Linked DNA regions of Homo sapiens: region 2 is linked to region 1. The links are chromatin loops, found by intact Hi-C in ENCODE. Cell type or tissue: GM12878. All regions are shown on one strand. Links, peaks and the distances in the headings refer to the core of each region. The heading gives the core; the rest is flanking DNA.

What was found. Peaks named below come from ENCODE experiments on the same cell type or tissue, not always from the same donor. Only the 100,000 strongest peaks of a DNase experiment are listed, where the experiment ranks them.
Region 2: a loop joins it to region 1, with 2.5 times the contacts of the local background. A loop is called at or near these places in 2 of 110 quality-filtered maps.

The regions. Positions count from the first base shown.
Region 1 is chr15:79,023,102-79,035,084 of GRCh38, forward strand. It overlaps RASGRF1 (Ras protein specific guanine nucleotide releasing factor 1), which reads right to left. Exons shown (of 27, transcript NM_001145648.3): 7 at 9,022-9,215; 8 at 8,299-8,408; 9 at 4,640-4,758; 10 at 2,213-2,373. Among named protein-coding and RNA genes, the nearest start is that of RASGRF1, 62 kb to the right of the region's middle. RefSeq lists an enhancer at 11,837-11,983. In GM12878, for the core only: CTCF peaks have their summits at 2,338 (motif pointing left), 5,446 (motif pointing right) and 7,547 (motif pointing left); no DNase peak of the experiment used is centred there.
Region 2 is chr15:78,935,766-78,944,302 of GRCh38, forward strand. It overlaps CTSH (cathepsin H), which reads right to left. Exons shown (of 12, transcript NM_004390.5): 2 at 3,375-3,406; 3 at 1,553-1,658. Among named protein-coding and RNA genes, the nearest start is that of CTSH, 5.0 kb to the right of the region's middle. RefSeq lists enhancers at 3,389-3,488, 3,599-3,858, 7,484-7,533, 7,964-8,013, 8,474-8,537 and a silencer at 8,402-8,537. In GM12878, for the core only: no CTCF peak of the experiment used is centred there; a DNase peak (open chromatin) is centred at 3,586; H3K4me3 peaks cover 6,346 bases; H3K27ac peaks cover 7,387 bases.

The DNA of each region.
Region 1 (11,983 bases), core at 1,579-9,578:
AGGCAGAGTTCCCAGTGAGCCGAGATCACGCCACTGCACTCCAGTCTGGGCGATAGACTGAAACTCCGTCTTGGGGAAAAAAAAAAAAAGCACCTTCTGGCCCTTTCCAGGCCACAGTGTGTTCAGGCTTCCAAGGTGATGAATGCAGGGCTGGAGGGACTGTAGCTTACAGAGGCAAGTGCTTCCTAATTGACAGCAAATCCACATCCACTGTGAGCTCACTGCTAACTTATCTGTGCAATGTCTCTGTGAGGGTCAATGTCCTTATTTGATAGAGGAAGTGTGGACAGGGGCAGGAGTCTTTTCCAGGGTCACATGTGTGTGAGGGATGGAGCTGGGACTGATGCTGAGCTCACAGCAATGAGACAAGTAGTGGGCTGTGTCGGGGGACAGGAGATCCTGCCCAGGCCACAGGCTTTACAGCAGAGGTAGCACTTGAACAGGCCTTGAGGCATGTTAAGGTGGTCTGCCAGGGGAGAGGAGGCTGTGTGGCTGAACAGACAGCATGAGCAAAGGCCCTCGGCCTATGAGGAGTCAGGAGGGGGTCTGAGATGCTCATTCCCTCCCCCTTTAGGGATGAGCTGGTTAGCTGAGCATCAGGGTCTCATGCAGGGCCGCAAGGTCCTGAGGCTCTGTGTGGAGCAGCTCAGCAGCCTCCAGGTCTCCTGTGCTGGAGGAGGGGACACCTGAGAAGGTCACTGGAAGGGGCTCTGTCAGAGCTCCTTTGGGGTGGAGATGAAAGAAAAGCTCCAAGTGATGCCTTGGCCCTCAGCCAGTGGAGGCCCTCTACCCTGCCCTTCACACACACCACACACAGACACAGACACACACACCACACACACAGATACAAAAACACATACCACACACACAGACACACAAACACATATCTCACACATAGACACACACAGATACACACATCACACACACACACACATACAAACACACACACACACATACACATACACACACATATACACACCACACATACATCACACATACATACACAGAGACACATGTACACAAAAACATACACCACACACAGACACACACACATATACACATATACCACACCCACCCACCACATACATACATATAAACATACACGGATATACACATAGACACACAGACACATACCACACACATATCCACCACACCTGTACACAGAAAGACAATACATATACACACATACATATGCCATATACCATACACACACACACAATGAACACACACAAATGCACAGAGACACAACACACATAGAGGCAAACACATACACACACTATACACAAATACACACATCATATACACAAATATATACACACACATGCATACACACACCACACACACAGACACAAACACATATACACATACATACATACTGATATGGTTTGGCTGTGTCCCCACCCAAATCTCATCTTGAATTTTAGCTCCCATAATCCCCATGTGTCATGGGAGGGACCCAGTGGGAGGTAATTGAATCATGGGGGTAGATTTTTCCCATGCTATTCTTGTGATATTGAATAAGTAACACAAGATCTGATAGTTTTGTAAAGGGCAGTTCCCCTGCACATGGTCTCCTTCCTGCTGCCATGTAAGACATGCCTTTGCTCCTCCTTTGCCTTCCACCATGATTGTGAGGCCTTCTCAGCCATGTGGAACTGTGAACCCATTAAACCTCTTTTTCTTTGTAAATTACCCAGTCTCAGGTATTTCTTCATAGCAGTATGAAAATGGACTAATACACACAGAGAGATATAAACACATACAGACACACACACATATATATACACACCACGCACACATACACACACACGCATATACACATACACACACACCACATATACAAACACACAGACACAAAAACACCACACATACATACACACAAACACACACAGACACACACACATGCACACACACATGCCTTTTAGGGGTCTGTCCAGGCCCTCTGGCTCCTCTGCCCAGGTGCCCAGTGTGGGGAATCTGAAGCCCTCGATTCTCACCTTCCCATCTCCCAGGATTTCCCTAGTGGAAAATCGGTCAAGTTCTGCTCTCTCCAGCTGGCCAAACTATGGGTTGTGTGTATATCTGTGTGTGTGTGCATGCACACGTCTCTGACACCCCTGCCCACCACCTGGGCCCATAGACCCTCTGGCCAGGACAGCGCCTGCATGACCCTAGCTGGGCAGCCCCCAAGCCCCTCTCCCGTAGCCCTTACCTTGGTCAAGTGAAGCTTCCCTCCAGAGCCTCTGGTACAGATAATCAGATGCTTAGAAAACAGGAAGCACTGTCGCTCGCCCTCTTTCTTTAGGGAGAGAGACCCCAGGCGCCCCCTGGTGATCTTGCCCTTTTCAGACATGGGCACCTGAATGAGGGAACCTGTGGGTGGAGGAGAGAGACCCTGAGCCCATCTCCTGGGGTGACCTTTGCCTCTGACCCAGCCTTGAAGGTTGAGATGCTGGGGCAGCAGCAGTGGGACAAGTCCATTCTGTTTCCCAGTAGCAAATGTGCCCCTGGGATACTCCTTTAGGCCTCTCTGCAGGGCCAGATGGCTGAGGGATGAGAGGTGATCAGAGAAGCTCCATGCAGGGCCCACTGACATCCCAGCCAGGGGCTAGGGGCTAAGCAAGCAAAGGAACCCCAAAGGGCATGGCCCATGTGGTGAGAATGAAGGGCTGGGCTGAGGTCTGGGGATGGCAGGGAGCTGAACAAGTGGGGAGCTGGCTGCAGGCCCCGAGGGGTTAACAAGATACATTGCACTCCTGCTGGGAACTACTTAGGGCAAACCCTGCCTCCCATCCTACTTGTAAAAAAGATAGCTACTAAGATTTAAAAAAAAAAAAAAAAAAGATACATTGCACTCCTGTTGTCCACAGCCATGGCAGGCATCACCAATCAATCACTGCACCATACTGCAGAGCCCAGACAGAGCTTCTCAGTCCTCAGCACAGCACTCTAGGAAGCCATTACTGAGCAGAGTAGGTGCCTGTCATGAAAGCCATTGCTGCCCTACTCTGGTGTACCCACCCTAATACATACCCTTCAGGCCCCCTCCCCACTGAGGTCCACAGCTCCTCACTGTTCCCAGGATTCAGGCACTTGAGGCCTCCCAGTGGTCTGGCTTGGGCACACCTCCCAGCCTGCACTCTTACCATTGTCCCCTTCTTCTGCCTCACATGTAGTTCTGGGTCAAGTTAGCCTGAGTGTCACTCTTAGTTCTGAAAAGCCCTTCCTTCACTCTGTCTTCCCTGTGAATTCCTGCTTATCCTTGGGAAAGCCCTCGTGACTCTCTTGGTCCTGCTCCAGGCCACCACTCTGCCTCCTGCATCAGGGAGATCCACCTGGCACCTGGTGTTCCTGCGTTTGTCCCCTCATGACTCTCTTCCTCTGTACCATAGGCTTCCGGAGGGCAGGGCTGAGGCTGTTCTCTGAGTGTCCCCAGAACCCCCTGTACGTCTGGCATGAGCAGGGCAGGTATCAGTGCTGGCTGCATGACTGACAAGTGAGAAACGCCTTGCAGAATCCACTCATTTTGTCTCCAGGTCCAGCCCGGCTGGAGAGGGAGAAAATGCCTTGACTCAGGGTGATGGAGCAGATTTCTGGTCTGTGGGGATACTGCCCACCCCAGGAGGGGTCATTTCTTGGGCTACTTCCAAGCCAGGTCCACTTGGGGTTCCTTCAGAGGGGGCCTAAAATACTGTGTGAGAATATTTCTGGCACAGAGAATGCCCAACACAGCCCAAGGGGAGCTGAGAAACAGGCAGGGCTGGCTCTGAGCTCAGCAGGTCACAGGGTGGGCCTGGGGAAGGATGTAGGGGCCACCACACACAGGGGCTGGGACAAAACTCCGAAAAGGTGATACCCTTGTCCAAGGCAGCTGCACAGGCCAGCGGGAGGCGCTGGCAAGTATTTCGTTAGGCAGAGAATCCCAGGGCTACAGAGAAGGGACTCTGGAGGTCCGTTTGAGGTGGAGGTCACCTGTGAGGCATGCCAGCAGGAGCTGAGTCTCCCACAAAACATGGAAGTTGAATGTGATGAATTTCAAATGCATTGCAGTTCTGATGTCAGTCCCCTGAGCCACAGAGAGCCTTCACCCACCCCTCTCAACGGGGCCGTGCCTCTCAAACACTGCTCCCAAGGTAAGCGAGGCTGAAGCTTGGGAAAGACCTTCTACCCATGAGAACCACTGTGAAAATGGTCTCTCCAAAGCAGCAGAGGATGATGAGGAAAGGACAGGGGAATGGACCCAACACTGACCTCCTCCCAGACACTGAAAACGCTTCTGACTCACAGAGACAACTGTTAGCTCCTCATCCCCCGCCCCATACTTTCTCCCCAAAAAGGACATGTCGATGTTTACTATGACATACAATAGACAAACCAAGGCCATCTGGGTAGAATTCTGTTTACATCTGGAGAGAAGGAAACTGTGAAAACCAATAATATCTGCATCTATATGTATAGATACTGACATCTACATATAGCTGTTGCATTCCGCCAGCAGCCTGGGAATATTCTGCAATCACATTGGCAGGTCTTGGCATGTGGCAGCCAAACCAACTGGTGGCGTCCCCGAGTGCCGCCTCCCTCCCGCTGCTGGGGCCCACCTGGTGGGGGCAGGGGAGACAGGGTGCAGAGGCCATACCTTGTCTCACAAAGGTCTGGCTGGTGTCCAGGAGGATCTCACAGCCTTCGATGATCATGCGCTCGATGGCCAGGTTTTTCCGGATGTTCTCCGTCTCACTTACTTCATCGTGCATTATTCTGTGGGGATGGGAAACTGCACAGTCAGAGACAGGCTGCCCCTACTTCCCAGGGAGGCGAGAATGCCAGGCTTCTGGCCAGACCTAGGAAGAAAGCCTGGCACAAGGATTCTCAGGTGGAGTCTGTGGTCATGGAGGGGAAGGGAGTGTGCATTTACTGAGTGCCTGCTGCATGCCGGGCACTTCATAGGCACGACCTCATTTTATCCTTCTGACAGCTCAAGGAGGCAAGTGTTCTTATTTCAGAAAAAAGAAAACTGAAGTCAGCAGCTATGAAGCACATCTGTCAGATTTTACAGTCTGAACTATGTAGAACAGACAGCAGGTGCAGCTCAGCACTGGGAAGGATATGGGAGCACAGGAGACATCCTGTGTTCATGACCCTGACCCTCATCCTTCTACCAGCCTTATTCCCATCCCAAGAGCAAAGCTCATTACTCCCTCAGGGCCTTTGCACTTGCTGTCTCTTCTTCTTGAATGCTCTTTCTCCAAATATTTGCATAATTGTGTCCTTAATATCGCTTGGGCCCTGAAATGGCTTACCTTTTGGAGCACCTGGCAATCCCGCTGGCTCAGGGGATGACTGACCTTAGCCTACTTCTGTAGGCTCTGGCCCTTCTGGGAGGGAATATAGACAACTCCCCTATTTCGCTCTCCGACTGCTGTAATACCCCTCCTCTCCAAGAGATGGCGCCATCCAATAGCTTTTACAAAATGGCGTTGGTGGGAAAAGGTGGGTGTTAGCTGCCAATTTTGCCTTGGTGGGTTTCCAGGAGTCTTGGGAAGGTAGAGGGGAATTTGGCAGTGGCAGGGTCTGGGGAGTGGGGAAGGGGGGCTTCTGGCAAAAGTACCCCACCTACTCCAAGCAAAGTACAAAACCTTTTATCTGCTGCTGATGCCTGAATTTCCACAGTTAAGACCAACAAGAAGGCTGGTTAATATGTGCGGCTTACAAACTTCTCTCATAGACATTATTCAATTTAAACCCCAAAACAAAGATGACACTGCCTCTTCCGGAGCTGGATCTGTGCTTAACTGAATCAGCATGACATTGACCAGACTCCTCAATCCCTCTGATCCTTAGTTTCCTCATCTACAGAATGCTGGGGCAAAGGTGGAATAAAAGGGATTTCAGGTACCCGTGCATGCTATGCCATGCCTGGCATGTGACAGCTGCTTAAATAAAGGGTAGTGGTGATTGTTGTTGCTATTATCATTGGTTGCAAAAGAGTTATTATTATCTTTCCTGGTTGAGGACATGCATTTTAGGCTTAAATTCACTAGACTAGCCCTTTAATAAATGGACCAGGGCCTTTCGCTGGAGTCTCTTCCTTGGGAGCCTCAGTTTCCCCCTTTCTTCCCCAGCAATGCTCTTCTTGGAAGCCCAGACCCCTGCTTGATGTTTGAGAGGGAGGCACCTCTGGACACATGCTAGTTCCCTAGAGATGGATCCATTATGGAAATAGCCAATGGTAATTAAAACCACTTCTCTTGATGAGGGTGGGGTTTTGCGGGGGAAGCCTGTGTTTGGTAAAACACAAGGCGGGTAATTCCAAGGTAGCAAAACTAGTTTTCCTGAGCAGCTGCAGTTTACACATTCTAAGTTCCAGCCCCAGGTGGGGGTCTGTGTTTGGGACCCATATGCGCACACAGCTGGGGAGCTCTGGGAAGGCGGTGGGAGTTTCAAGGTCGCGAGGCTCCTGGGAGCCCTGGAAATGATGATTTGGGTTATCAGCGAGCAGAGAATATAGGGGTCAGGATAAAAAGGTGGGAGGAAGGCCCAGTCCCCAGAGGTGGGGAGTGTTTCTGAGCGCAGCCTAGGAGGGGTTTGGCTATCTAATGGCTTCCTGCTTGTGGGAGCGTGAAAGGAGAATTAAAGGGATGCTGTCATGGTGATAGGAAAACCTTCTGTGCCACTTGGGCTGGGTTCAGGGCCAGGTACAGGCAGTTGGGTGGGAGGAAGGAAGAGTAGGCCATACACCTAGGATCCCGGGGATAAGGGATCAGGGTCTTATGTCAAATACCTTGGCACCATGTGCCACCTGCAGCTCTGTTTGCAACAGGATAGGATATCCCTCAGCAAGGAGGAGCCTGCTGCCTTACCGGAGTCCCAAACCTTCTCCCTTGGGGAAGAGTGTGCGGGATTTGGATCCCTGGGCATGGGAGGACTGGAGTCCCTCCACCTTCCTGCTTGGTGGTTTCGTTACTCTGCAATCACACCCTGATGACATCCTTGCCCTGATTCTCCACTCAGGTGTGCAACTTGGCTGGGTCATGGAAGGATCGGGGGCAGCCTATACCCTGTGCTGTCCCTCCCTCCACCCAGCTGGGAGCTGTGGCCTGGTTGGCTGCCCCTTGCCGGCCTCAGGAAGACTTTTAGGGCACTGAGTGTTTGGCAGTGCCCTGGGTAGGGCCGGGGCTGGATCCCAGGCCCTGCAGACTGACCTTCTTTGTAGCCCTTGGCAGCCTAGTTCTGACCACAAGGCCCTCCCTCATCTCTTGGTCTTCACAGGGTGCATACCCCCGGGCTCAGCTTCTGGTTCTCATCTTTTTCCTGCCCAAGCTAATTCCCTTGGCGGTCTCACCAGTGCTGTCGCTTTAAACACCATCTGCAAGCTGATGATTGCCGGATTTCTCTTTCCCCTCTGCTCCAGACTCAAATTCCCCAGTCCCTTCTTGTCATCTACACTTGGACATTGAATTGGCACCTAAGTTCAACATGCTCCCAAGAAAGCTCCTGAACTCCCCTCCAGACCTGTCCCTCCTGCAGTTTTCTCCAGCTCGGTTGATGGCACCTCCGCCCTCTGGTGGCTCAGCCCCACATCCTGGAATCACCCTTGACTCTAGTCTTTCTCTTTCCACATCAAATCCATCAGAAAATCCTGTTGGTTCCACCTTCAAAATGCATCCAGGACCTGAACCTCTTCCTGGAACCTCTTCCTGGATGACCACAGTCATCTGCTGCCTGGGGTGCTGCAAGAGCCCCCTCCGTGCTCCCCTGTGTCTGCCCTTGCAGAGGAAGCTTCCCTCTGGGCTTCAGGGGCTGAAAGAGGGCCAGGTGAGGGGCCTTGACCAGAGGACAGGGGCACTAGATTGGACAAGCCATGTGCTTATCCAACCACTGCCACTACCTGCCTCTGGTTAACTAGAGCCTTGGGCACATGAGGGCCTGTCACCCAGGACCCCCTCTGGGCCTCCTATGGCCACAGGTTTTGACACATTGACACTGGAGAGCAGAGAGTGCCTGGGAGTCATGGACAGTCCCTCTCCTGGGAGGTGTTGAGTGCCCAGGGCCCTCCCTCGGGCCCTATCTGTGCCAGGGATAGCACAGCACCCACTATTCCTGCCTACCGGGGCTTGAGTTGTAACCCCCTCAGGACCACTCCAGGGGCCTCTGCTTTGAGCTGTGGCAAGCTGTGCCCCTCCCTTACAATCCCCATCTGAACTCAAGCTTTGTCAGGGGTTCAGCGAACTCCTGGTGAGGGGCACCCTCAGCCCTGCCCTGTCTGCCGGTCTGGTGCACTGAAGAGCCAGGCCTCACCTGGACAGCTCCTCCAGTTTGGACTTGGCGTAGTCCAGGCTGTTGCGCTCAACGTGCTCATGAGGCGTGTGGGCCAGGAGCTCATGGAGGGTCAGGATGTACCTGGGGATCTGCGGGCAGGTGGGAGAGGTGAGGGTGGAGAAAGAGCCAGGGAAGTATGGCCGGGGAGCAAGGCAGGGGCAGACAGGGAGTGAGCAAGAGAGAGAGAGAAAGAGGGAGAGGGAGAGGGAGAGGAAGGGAGGGAGGGAGGGAGAGAGGGAGGGAGAGAGAGGTGGCGAGGGCGGGGGAAAGGGGGAGAGAGAGAGAGAGAGCGCGTGAGCATGGGGTGCGGGCCAGGGGAGAGAGAGCACGAGGGGGTGGTGGGAGAGAGAAAATGGTTCTTTTAGCCCAGAGGACTTCCATGAGCAGAACTGAGGAAGGAGATAGGCTGCCCTTTGGTCACAGACTCTAACTTGGAGGCTCTTCCAGGGTCTTGTCTAGGGCTCTGCTCTGGCTGAGGGTGGGGTGGGGTGCTCAGGAGCCAGGAGAGAAAGGTGGCGTGGACAGGCCCACAGTCAGCTTGCCCTGCACCCAGCATTGTCGGCTGCTGGCCCTGACCACCTCCCCCGCCCCCTTTGGCAGCCCAGAGCTGGGGTGCGTTAAGCACTGTGCCCCCACCGCCATGGTCCATCCCCCACACCTGCCTCCCTGACTCTACCCCACCCAGGCAGGGCCGGACGCCACCTGGAACATGGGGTAGGTGAGGAAGGTCTCCAGCGTCCTCTCCTCGCAGTCAGGCTTGGCCTCGTAGTGCTTCAGCAGCTTGTCGAAGTCACGGTTCTGCTTGCAGTGGGCCAGGATCTGCAGGCTGTACTGGTGGTTGCGGACGAACTCTTGGTAGATGTTGAGCATGGGCAGCAGGATGTCAAATAGGTCAGCTGGAAGGACGAGGCAGTCAGCGGGTGGCTAGGGCAGCTTGGTGGGGACAGAATCCCCTAGGCCCTTGGCTCCCCCAGCTACACCCAGAGAGGCCAGGGGCCAGGTTCAAGTTCCCCACCCCAGAGACATCTCTGCTCTTGGGGATGACTCCAGTACCACTGCCCTATCCAGTGCTAGTAGGTGGGCCCCCATCATTGGGACCACATTAGAATCACAGACTCTTAGAGACGTGGGGCCCTGTCTAGTCGACACTTGTGATGGGAGTGTCAGAGAGAGGAGGTAGAGTGGGCGCTGTGGGGTGCCACCTGGATCCCCCCAGCTGCCAGGAGTGCTGGTGGCCGATGGCTGTCAGCTGGGTCCCTCTCCAGGCATTGCCCTCAGCTGGAGGAAGCTGCCTTGCCTGGTCTGTCCTCCTGCTTCAATTCAGGACACCAGTGTGAGGTCACCCCTTCTCCAGAGCTTCCTGTGGGGTCGGCTGAGGCTTCTGTTGCAGCTGGAAGGCTGCCCAGTTCCTCCCTCTGCCTGTCCCCGTGCCCTATGGTGCTATGGCCTAGGACACTCCCCAAGAGGCCACCCTCCCTCCTGCAGTCTCCGTCCTGAGACAGAAGTGGCCTATCTGAGGTCACAGGGCAAGTCAGCAGCCGGCCTGGGGCTGGGTCTCCTGACCTCCTGATTCCAGGGATTTCCTACCATATGACACATGAGTCTCTGCTCCTTCGTTCATCTGCCATTGTCCAAGCAGGGCTTCCAGGCTCTGCATTATCTAGTTCACCAGGTGGGGCCCTTTCTGCCTATAGTTCTGTCTCAAGCTTCCTGGGTATATACTTTGCCTTTCCAGTGCCCCCAAGTCCCAACCAATCTCCCCAAATCTGCCCTTCAACGATTTGATAGGCTGGGATGGGGTCATGTGAAACATCTTCCTTATCTTTATTTATTTATTTATTTGATGGAATCTTGCTCTGTTGCCCAGGCTGGAGTGCAGTGGTGCGGTCTCGGCTCACTGTAACCTCTGCCTCCCGTGTTCAAGTGATTCTCCCACCTCAGCCTCCCAAGTAGCTGGGACTACAGGTGTGCATCACCACACCCAGCTAATTTTTGAATTTTTGTGTTTTTTGTAGAGATAGAGTTTTACCACGTTGGCCAGGATGGTCTTGAACTCCTGCCCTCAAGTGATCTGCCTACCCTGGCCTCCCAAAGTGGTGGGATTAAAGGCGTGAGCCACTGTGCCTGGCCTTGAAACATCTTCTTCTTCTTTTTTCTTTTCTTTTTTTTTTTTTTTTTTTTTGAGATAGAGTCTCGTTCTGTTGCCCAGGCTGGAGTGGAGTGCAGTAGTGAGATCTCGGCTCACTGCGACTTCTGCTTCCTGGGTTCAAGCAATTCTCCTGCCTCAGCCTCCCGAGTAGCTGGAACTACAGGTGTGCACCACTACACCTGGCTAATTTTTGTAATTTTAGTAGAGACGGGGTTTCACCATGTTGGCCAGGCTGGTCTCGAACTCTTGACCTCAGGTGATCTGCCTGCCTCAGCCTCCCACAGTGCTGGGATTAAAGGCATGAGTCACCGTGCTCGGCCAAAACATCTTCTTATAAGTCCCATTTAAGAAAGGAAACATGGTTTCCTTGTAATCAACTTTAGAGGGTAGCTCATGTGATGGGTGTCTGACCACCTGACGGACAATGTCTTCAACAATGCAACTGCAGAATATGCGGACCCCATCTTTCTAAGGACACCTTATTTTGACCTTAGAGAAAAACACGGGTCTTTGACTTGAGAAAAATAATAGTGCCTACTTCCCCCTGGGAAGCCTCCATGCCTGAGGGCAAGGGAGCTCTGGAGAGCCAGGCCTGGGTCTGCTCTGTGCCCTCCACCTATGCAGCCTTTGCTATTCCTTTACTTCCCTAAGCCATTTTCTTTGCCTCCATCATGGAGATGACACCAACACTCACCTTTATCTACCAAATTAAGAAAGTGAAAAAAAAAAAGAAAGACATTTGGTGTAGGTTGAGGGTGAGATGCAGGAGGTTCTTCTGTCTGTTGCTTGTGGAACTAGAGCAGTGCAGCCATCTTGGAGAACAATGGGACAATATGTATGAAGCAAGAGCTTTTCACATGTTTGGATTCTTTGTTTTAGCAATTCTGCTCATTGGAAACCCATCCCAAGGAAATGATCTCTAATATGGAGAAAATTTCTTATGAAGAGATGATTACTTCTAACAATAAAAAATTGGAACAACTCTAAGAGCCAACCATAGCAGATGGTTAGATAAATGACAGTGCCTTCATGGGTACTGGAGTATTACACAGCGATCAAAAAGCATGCTTTTGGCATGAGAAAATGCTTATGGGATAATGCTAAGTAAAAGAAAAAAAAAACAACACACAGCAAGATACAAATTCTATATTCAGTATGTTTGCAATTATGTAAAGTGGAAAAAAACCCAAGATCTATGCACAGAAAAAAATTGGAAGAAAACACACCAAAGTGTTTGTAGTGGTTATCTTTGGGAAGCAGAACTATGCTTGATATTTTTAAACATTTTCTACTTTTATGGGTTCTCAATTTTTCTTAAATGGATGTGTATACATTCTTTATAAAAGGGGAAAGTGGATAGGAAACTAAAAATATATCATTTCCTCTTAGAAATACAGCATTTGCCAACTTGTCTTTTCTCTTCTGCCCCCTCTGAGGGATTCTGTGGGTTTTAAAAAGTGACACTCTATTATGCTCTAGAAGGACAAAACTGCCCCAGGCTTTTGGGGTGGCCCC
Region 2 (8,537 bases), core at 1-8,000, 89 kb before region 1:
AAAAAACCAAAACAGAAATGGTTAGTGAATCACTAATGAAGAAACAAGAAAAAGTGATGAAACCTCCTGTTTACCTGTGTCGTATTTAGAACCACTGCAACCCATCTCCTTTAAGTTTTTGTATTTAATATAATTCAGTAGATAATTCAATCAGCCCTTACAGTGCTGCCAAAATACCTGGGGAGCTTTTTCAATGGTATAGATGTCCGGGCCGTACTCCAGAGATGCTAATGCAGTTGGTCTGGGGTGGGGCCTGGGCACTTACTTTTTTAGATACTCCCCTCGTGAGTCTGATGGATAGCTAGGTAAAGAACCACTCCACTGGTGCCAGGGGCCTTCCCACCTGCTGCCTAATTTGGTCTCTACACAGCCCCAGCAGGGATGCGTGATCATTTCTGCTTTTTCTTTTCTTTTCTTTTTTTTTTTTTTTTTTTTGAGACAGAGTCTCGCTCTGTCACCCAGGCTGGAGGCAGGGACGCGATCTTGGCTCACTGCAACCTCTGCCTCCCGGATTCAAGCGATTCTCCTGCCTCAGCTTCCCTAGTAGCTGAGACTACAGGCACCTGCCACCATGCCCGGCTAAGTTTTGTATTTTTAGTAGAGATGGGGTTTTGCCATGTTGGCCAGGCTGGTCTCGAACTCCTGACCCTGTCTTTAGGGATTATAGGTGTGGGCCACCACACCTGGGCTCATTTCCTCTTTACTGCCCATGTTAGCATCCCTGGAGGTCACAGGCTAGGACTGGGCAGAAATGAGGTTCAAGCCCAAGTTTCTTTCCAGCTCATGCTTGATGCCTTTATTACCAATTTAGTCAACTACCAATATTTCTCAGAGTCCTCAGAAAATACGCTGGACGTGCGTGTGAGTTTCTTTTTTTTTTTGAGATGGAGTTTCACTCTTGTTGCCCAGGCTGGAGTGCAATGGCACTATCTCGGCTCACCGCAACCTCCACCTCCCGGGATCAAGTGATTCTCCTGCCTCAGCCTCCCAAATAGCTGGGATTACAGACATGCGCCACCAAGCCCGGCTAATTTTGTATTTTTAGTAGAGATGGGGTTTCTCCATGTTGGTTAGGCTGGTCTTGAACTCCCAACCTCAGGTGATCCACCCATCTCGGCCTCCCAAAGTGCTGGAATTACAGGCGTGAGCCACCGCGCCCGGCCTATGTGAGTTTCTAGTGAAATTAATCCGGAGTGAAGGCAGATGCTCCCAGGGGCTGCTCTGAGCCCATGAGCAACCCCTACCCCCCGCAACAATCCAAAGACAGACCTTGGCTTCCAGGCTGGACCCTCAGATGGCAGGAATGGGGCAGGGGCTTCTACAGAGTCTCTTGTAAACTTCACAACCACCCAGAGGGGTACCGGCTTTGTCCCAAATTTACGATCCCACATTACACAGAGAGTAACAGCGGAGCCACAATCTGAGGTCAGCCAAACACAGCTTCAGAGCCTGGGCTTCTGCTCCCTCCACCCACCAGCCCCCAGCGGGCCCTTTCATGGGCTGGGTCACTAACTGACATCCTTCCAGGAAGGAAGGAAGGCGTTCCACGTACTTTTAAATGTGTGGTTCCCATTGTTGTGGGCGTTTATCTTCCTCCAGTTGCTGGCAAACGTCTGCAGCCTGTGGTGGTACTCCTCCGTACTGTAGGTCTTACGGTGCTAAAACAAAACACGCCAGTAGCAAGTCATGGAAACAGGCTGCAGCTCCCTAGAGGGAGACCTTTTTGTTTTCCTAAGAGGAAAGATGAAGGTTTTCTTTCTGCTATGATTCTCAGGCCAAATCTGTGTTAATGGGCGGGGTACTGCTGAGAAATTTGGGAAGTTACAAAACAACCCCGTTTTCAGGGACCTGTGGCCAGAATGAAGACCATGCAGCTGCGTGAAAGTCAGAATGTGGTCCAAGAGGCACTGGTGAACAAACCTGCCACATGTGGGGCACTCCTGGACGCCACTGCTGGTGCTGGGTCAAGTTTACAGCAAAGATCACCATTTTTCAAAAGCACATGCACTGGTGTTCCCCAACTGATTCTGCAACCAGTACACAGTGTGCTTTGGTTTTCTAAAAACAAATGTGTATAATTTTTTATTGATATATAACTGATGTACTTTTTTTGGTAAATGTAATATTTCGATACATTCATATAATGTGTAATAATCAAATCAAGGTCATTGGGAGATCCATTACTTTAAAAATTTCTTTATGCTGGGAACATTCAAATTATTCTCTACTAGCTATTTGGAAATACAAAATAATGATTGCTTACTACAGTTGAATCTACTTGTTTTTTGAACACTTGGTCTCATTTCTTCTAATTATTTTTGGGCCAGGTGCAGTGGCTCACGCCTGTAATCCCAGCACTTTGGGAGGCTGAGGCGGGTGGATCACCTGAGGTCAGGAGTTCAAGACCCACCTGGCCAACATGGCGAACCCCCATCTCTACTAAAAATACAAAAATTAGCCGGGCATGGTGGCAGACACTTGTAATCCCAGCTACTCAGGAGGCTGAGGCATGAGAATCGCTTGAACCCAGAAGGTGGAGGTTGCAGTGAGCCGAGAGTGTGCCACTGCACTTCAGCCTGGGTGACAAAGTGAGACTCTGTCTCAAAAAAAAAAAAATATTTTGTACTCAGGAATCAGTTTATCTTCATCCCTGCTTCCCTGCCCTTCCTAGCTTCTGCTAGTCACCATTCTACTGTCTTTCTTCATCAGATCCACTTTTTTATCTCCCACATACGAGTGAGAACATGTAATATTTGCCTTTCTATGCTTGGCTTATTTCACTAAACATAATGACCTCCAGTTCCATCCATGTTGCTGCAAATGACAGAATTTCATTCTTTGTTATGGCTGAATAATATTCCATTGTGTACATACACCACATTTGCTTTACCCATTGATAGGCACTTAGGTTGATTCCATATCTTGGCTATTGTGACTAGTTCTGCAATAAACATGAGGGTGCAGATATCCCTCCAATATACTAATTTCCTTTCTTTTGGATATATACTCAGTAGTAGGCTTGCTGGGTCATATGGTAGTTTTGTTTTGAGTTTTTGATGGAACCTCCATACTGTTTTTTTTACAATGGTTGTACTAATTTACATTCTCCACAATGTGCTTTGAAAACAAAATACAGAAATGAATCCCAGGGCTTGGAAGGCTGTCAGCCAAGTTAATCACTTGGGACCACTATTTGGAAGGAATTTACTTAACTGCATCTTTCCCAGTGTTTGGCCAGTTCAACTTCTGGAAAGACCCCACTAGGCAAAGTTGGAAATTCCCTTTTTCATTGTCTCAAATCTGGGACAGTTTGGTTTGATAACAGGAAACTTTGTGAAATGAAAAACTTCAAAAAGAAGAAGTTGGGCACTGACCTTAGACATCCATGACTTGAAGTGAAACTTCTCTGTAAAAAGAAAAAAAAAATTAGGTCTGGGCGCATCACAGTAATGTTGAGTCTATAGCAAAGTAGGGCACTTTAGAACTGATTTGCATTTTCGAAAACTGGACTAAATTTAAAACACCAAAAATGGTGTTATATAATGCAGAATGCAAAAAGAAACTCCGACTCTTCCTGGTTTTGTACCCCAAATTAATGTGAAAAAGTATATACTATTAGTCAATGGTGTTGAAAGTCAGGATGGTGGTTATGCCTACTGGGTCGGGGTGCAGAAAGCACTTCCGGGATGCTGCTCATATCCTGTTTCTTCAACTGGGCGCTGGTTAACTGAGTGTGTTTAGATTGAGAAAATTCGTGGAAATGCATACTCAATGATTTGTGCCCCTTTCTGTATGAAGTTATATTTCGGTAAGAAGTTAATTTAAAAAGCTATCTACTCCAGCTGGGCGCGGTGGCTCATGCCTGTAATCCCAGCACTTTGGGAGGCCGAGGTGGGCCGATTGCCTGAGGTCAGGGGTTCAAGACCAGCTTGGCCAACATGGCGAAACCCTGTCTCCACAAAAATATAAAAATCAGCTGGGTATGGTGGTGTGTGCCTGTAATCCCAGCTACTCGGGAGGCTGAGGAGAATCGCTTGAACCCGGGAGGCGGAGGTTGCAGTGAGCCGAGATCGTGCCACTGCACTCCAGCCTGGGCGACAGAGAGAGACTCCGTCTCAAAAACAACAACAACAAAAAACAAACCTATCTATTCCAAGGGCAAGCACTGTTTTTCCTTATGGGGACAGGTAGTAAATATTTCAGGCTTTGCCATCTATATGGTTTCTGCCACAACTACTCAACTCTGCCCCTGCGGCTCAGAGACAGCCACAGAGACTGTGAACATTAATGGGTAGGACTGCGTTCCCGCAAGACTTCACAAAAACGAAACCTCACATGTACCCCCAAATATGTACAGATATTATCAAAAACATAATAAAACAAACAAGACAAAATATTTTACAAAAGCAGGCCAGCCATTTGTTTTTGGATTCCTGCCGTATTTCCCCATGTATGTTCTTATCTAAACATTTCATTTTAAATTTGAATACCTCCAAAGACATATTCCAACTTATAAATATTGAGATTTAAAAATAACACCTGGCAGTGTGGCCCAAGCCTATAATCTCAGTACTTTGGGAGGCTGACACAGGCGAATCCCTTGAGCCTAGGAGTTTGGGACCAGTCTGGGCAACAAAGTGAGACCTCGTCTCTACAAAAAAATAAAAAAAATTAGACGGGAGAATCACTTGAGCCTGGGAGGTTGAGGCTGCAATGAGCTATGATAGCGCCACTGCATTCCTGCCTGGGTGACAGGAGTGAGACCTTGTCTCAAAAAAAAAAAAAAAATCTCTAAAAATAAGATTGTTATATCATTCTTTTAAAGCTAGCCAGTGGAATCTAAATACCATGATGATTTGATATCCACCATCAGTAACATGAACAAACTTTTCTATAAGAGTCAGGTATTTAGGCGGGGTGTGGTGGCTCACGCCTGTAATCCCAGCACTTTGGGAGGCCAAGGTGGGCAGATCACCTGAGGTCAGGAGCTCATGACCAACTTGGCCAACATGGCAAAACCCCAGCTCCACTAAAAATACAAAAATTAGCTGGGCATGGTGGCAGGCGCCTGTAATCCCAGCTACTCAGGAGGCTGAGGCAGGAGGATCGCTTGAACCTGAGAGGCGGAGGCTGCTGTGAGCCGAGATTGTGCCACTGCACCCCAGCCTGGGTGACAAGAGCGAAACTCCATCTCAAATAAAGAAAACAAAACAAAAAAGAGTCAGATATTATACAGAGTTTCTTTTTCTTGTTGAACACCTATCTCCATCCCCACCTGGCAGAATTTTATCCTAAGGGAACATACATTTTTATGCTTGATCACCTTCACATTCTTTTCTGCAACAACAACAAAAAGTTTAAATTTAAATTATTTATTTTGGCTGGGCGCCGTGGCTCATGCCTGTAATCCCAGCACTTTGGGAGGCTGAGGCAGGTGGATCATGAGGTCAGGAGTTTGAGACCAGCCTGGCCAACATGGTGAAACCTCATCTCTACTAAAAATACAAAAATAAGCCAGACGTGGTGGCATGCACCTGTAGTCCCAGCTACTTGGGAGGCTGAGGCAGAAGAATTGCTTGAACCTGGGAGGCAGAGGTTGCAGTAGCCAAGATCGTGCCACTGCACTCCAGCCTGGGCGACAAAGCGAGACTCTGTCTAAAAAAAAAAAAAAAAAAAAAAAAAAAATTAAATGTTTTTACTACCTGTGACCCATACATCTGTGAATATTATAAAAATTTATTCTGGAGCTGGGCGCGGTGGCTCATGCCTGTAATCCCAGCACTTTGAGAGGCTGAGACGGGCGGATCACGAGTTCAGAAGATCGAGACCATCCTGGCTAACACGGTGAAACCCCAACTCTACTAAAAATACAAAAAACAAATTAGCCGGGCGTGGTGGCGGGCGCCTGCAGTCCCAGCTACTCAGGAGGCTGAGGCAGGAGAATGGCGTGAACCCGGGAGGCGGGGCTTGCAGTGAGCCGAGATCACGCCACTGCACTCCAGCCTGGGCGACAGAATGAGACTCCGTCTCAAAAAAAAAAAAAAAAATTTATTCTGGATTGAGTAATCATAATTATTATTAGTGTCCCAACTGATTAAAACATTTCAAATGTATTATACATTATGAAAAGTAATTGTTAAACATCAAAAGTAAAATTGTATCAGAAATGCATCTCTTAATGTGATAAACAGTACTCTACTGCCCATCCCCCGCAATGGATTTATATTTTCATGAGTGAATATTGTTTGGTTGAGAAAAGGTTCAGCATTAATTCTGGTCTTATTTTTGTTTCTTATAGGTCAAAGGGCTGGGAAACCCTGCTCAAATAAGCAGCTGGGAATGGAGGCAGTTTTTAAGAGCAATGCCACTTAATTCTTCGCACTCCTTTCTGTGCATCCAATCCCATGGTGCTCTATCACTCAGCCCTCCCTCCCTCCCTTTCTTTCCTTCTTTTTTTTTTTTTTTTTTGAGAAGGAGGCTGGCTCTGTTGCCCAGGCTGGAGGGCAGTGGCACGATATCAGCTCACTGCAACCTCCACCTCCCTGGTTCAAGCAATTCTATCTCAGCCTCCCAAGTAGCTGGGATTACAGGTGCCCACCACCACGCCCGGCTAATTTTTATATTTTTAGTAGAGATGGGGTTTCACCATGTTAGCCAATCTGGTCTGAAACTTCTGACCTCAGGTGATCCACCCACCTTGGCCTACCAAAGTGCTGGGATCACAGGCGTGAGCCCCCACGCCTGGCCTCACTCAACATTATTTTTAAGACCTCATCAGTTGATATCCCCATGAAGTCCTCTCCTCTTCAATTCAGTTTCCTTGAGGAATTGAGAATGCCAGATATGAACGATTTATTACCGTTTTGTCTTTTTGTTTGCTGTCCCTATTGTTTTTATACCCATGGGTTCAGGTTCAGATTGAATGAGAGGAAAGAGGTTCCCCCTTGCCTTCAGGGGCTCTCTCCCAGTTTTAGCAAAGAGGACACTTGGAAATAAAAGGTCTGTAAATGGATTTCCAGAACACTCTCTGCCGGCATCACTTGAAATATCTTCCTGTTTCCCCAAGGATCCATACCTCCAGTGTGAAGATCACTACCACACAGCATTTAGATCTCCGTTTTTGGGTCTCGAACCTGTTCCAGAGACCAATCTATGGCCGTTTTCCCTGGGGAAAATGCACATTTCCTCAACATGGCTCCCTTTAGGGTTTCAGGGGATTCCAGATCTTGATTAAGGGCCCTGCTGCAGCTGAGGGCTTTAGAGGAAGACAGACCTCAACTCAGGACAAGAGTTGGAGGCAGGGTTTGAGTTTAGGACAATTGACTACCAGTTTGCCTCTGGAGAGATTATTCTGGGGCCAGAATAATCTGCTGGTGAACCGTGCCTTACCCTAAAATAGATCCATTCCAATCTAGTCAGGACTTTAAAAGTGCCATAATACCTTGCCTGGATTTACAGCAGGTTTCAGGAAAGTACAGTATTCCCCTGTTTGTTTGTTTGTTTGTTTTAGATGGAGTCTTACTCTGTCACCCAGGCTGGAGTGATCGCCACCTCTCAGTTTCAAGCGATTCTCCTGCCCCAGCCTCCTGAGTACCTGGGATTACAGGCACCTGGCTACCACACCCAGCTAATTTTTGTATTTTTAGTAGAGACAGGGTTTCACCATGTTGGCCAGGCTGCTCTCGAACTCCTGACCTAAAGTGATCCGACTGCCTCGGTCTCCCAAATTGCTGAGATTACAGGTGTGAGCCACCGCAGCCGGTCCCTGACTCCTGTTTTAGTACAGCTCCTGGGCTACAAACGGTTTCTTACAATTTTAAATGGTTAGAAGAAACATATTTCGTAGCACCCAAAAATCCCTTGAAACTGAAATTTCAGTGGCCATAAAAATCATTTATTAGAACCCAGTTACACTGACTCACTTACATACAATCTATGGTTGCTATCACACTACCATGGCAGAGTTAGTAGTTGCTACAGAGACCACCATAAAGCCTAAGTTATTTACCGTCTGGTCTTTCACAGAAAAAGTTTGCCAAGCCCTGCTCTGGAATTCAGACAGCCTCTCAGCGCCAGCCTTCTCCAGGCAGCCCTCGCTTGCGGCAGCTAGGTTTTCCTTAGGCGGGAACTGACCTGGAGCTGGGCGCCCACTGAGGTTTGCAAGGCTGGGGAGCTTTTTAAATAAATAGGTGGGAAGGAATGAGGCAACCCTCTGGCCCAGATTCAGCCTCAGTGATCTCTGTCCCATCCCCTGAGCCTCTAGCTGGGGGAAAGCCCTGTCCCGTTCCTCCAGAGCTCAGGGCACCCCCCCTCCCTAGGTTCTTGGCTCCTTGGGTTGTTTCTTGGCTACTTTTCTCGGTGAAGGGGGCAGGTGGTCTTTAAGTTCAGAGCCTGTGGGCTGAGGCTGGGACCAGGGACAGTAGGAAAGGAGGGAGGCAGTAGGGAAGAGCAGGCTCCTTGCCTTCAGCCAGGGGAGGTGCCTGAGCCCGGGCAGTAGACAGGATGCAAGGGCAGCACGAAGCTGGACCAGTCGCAGC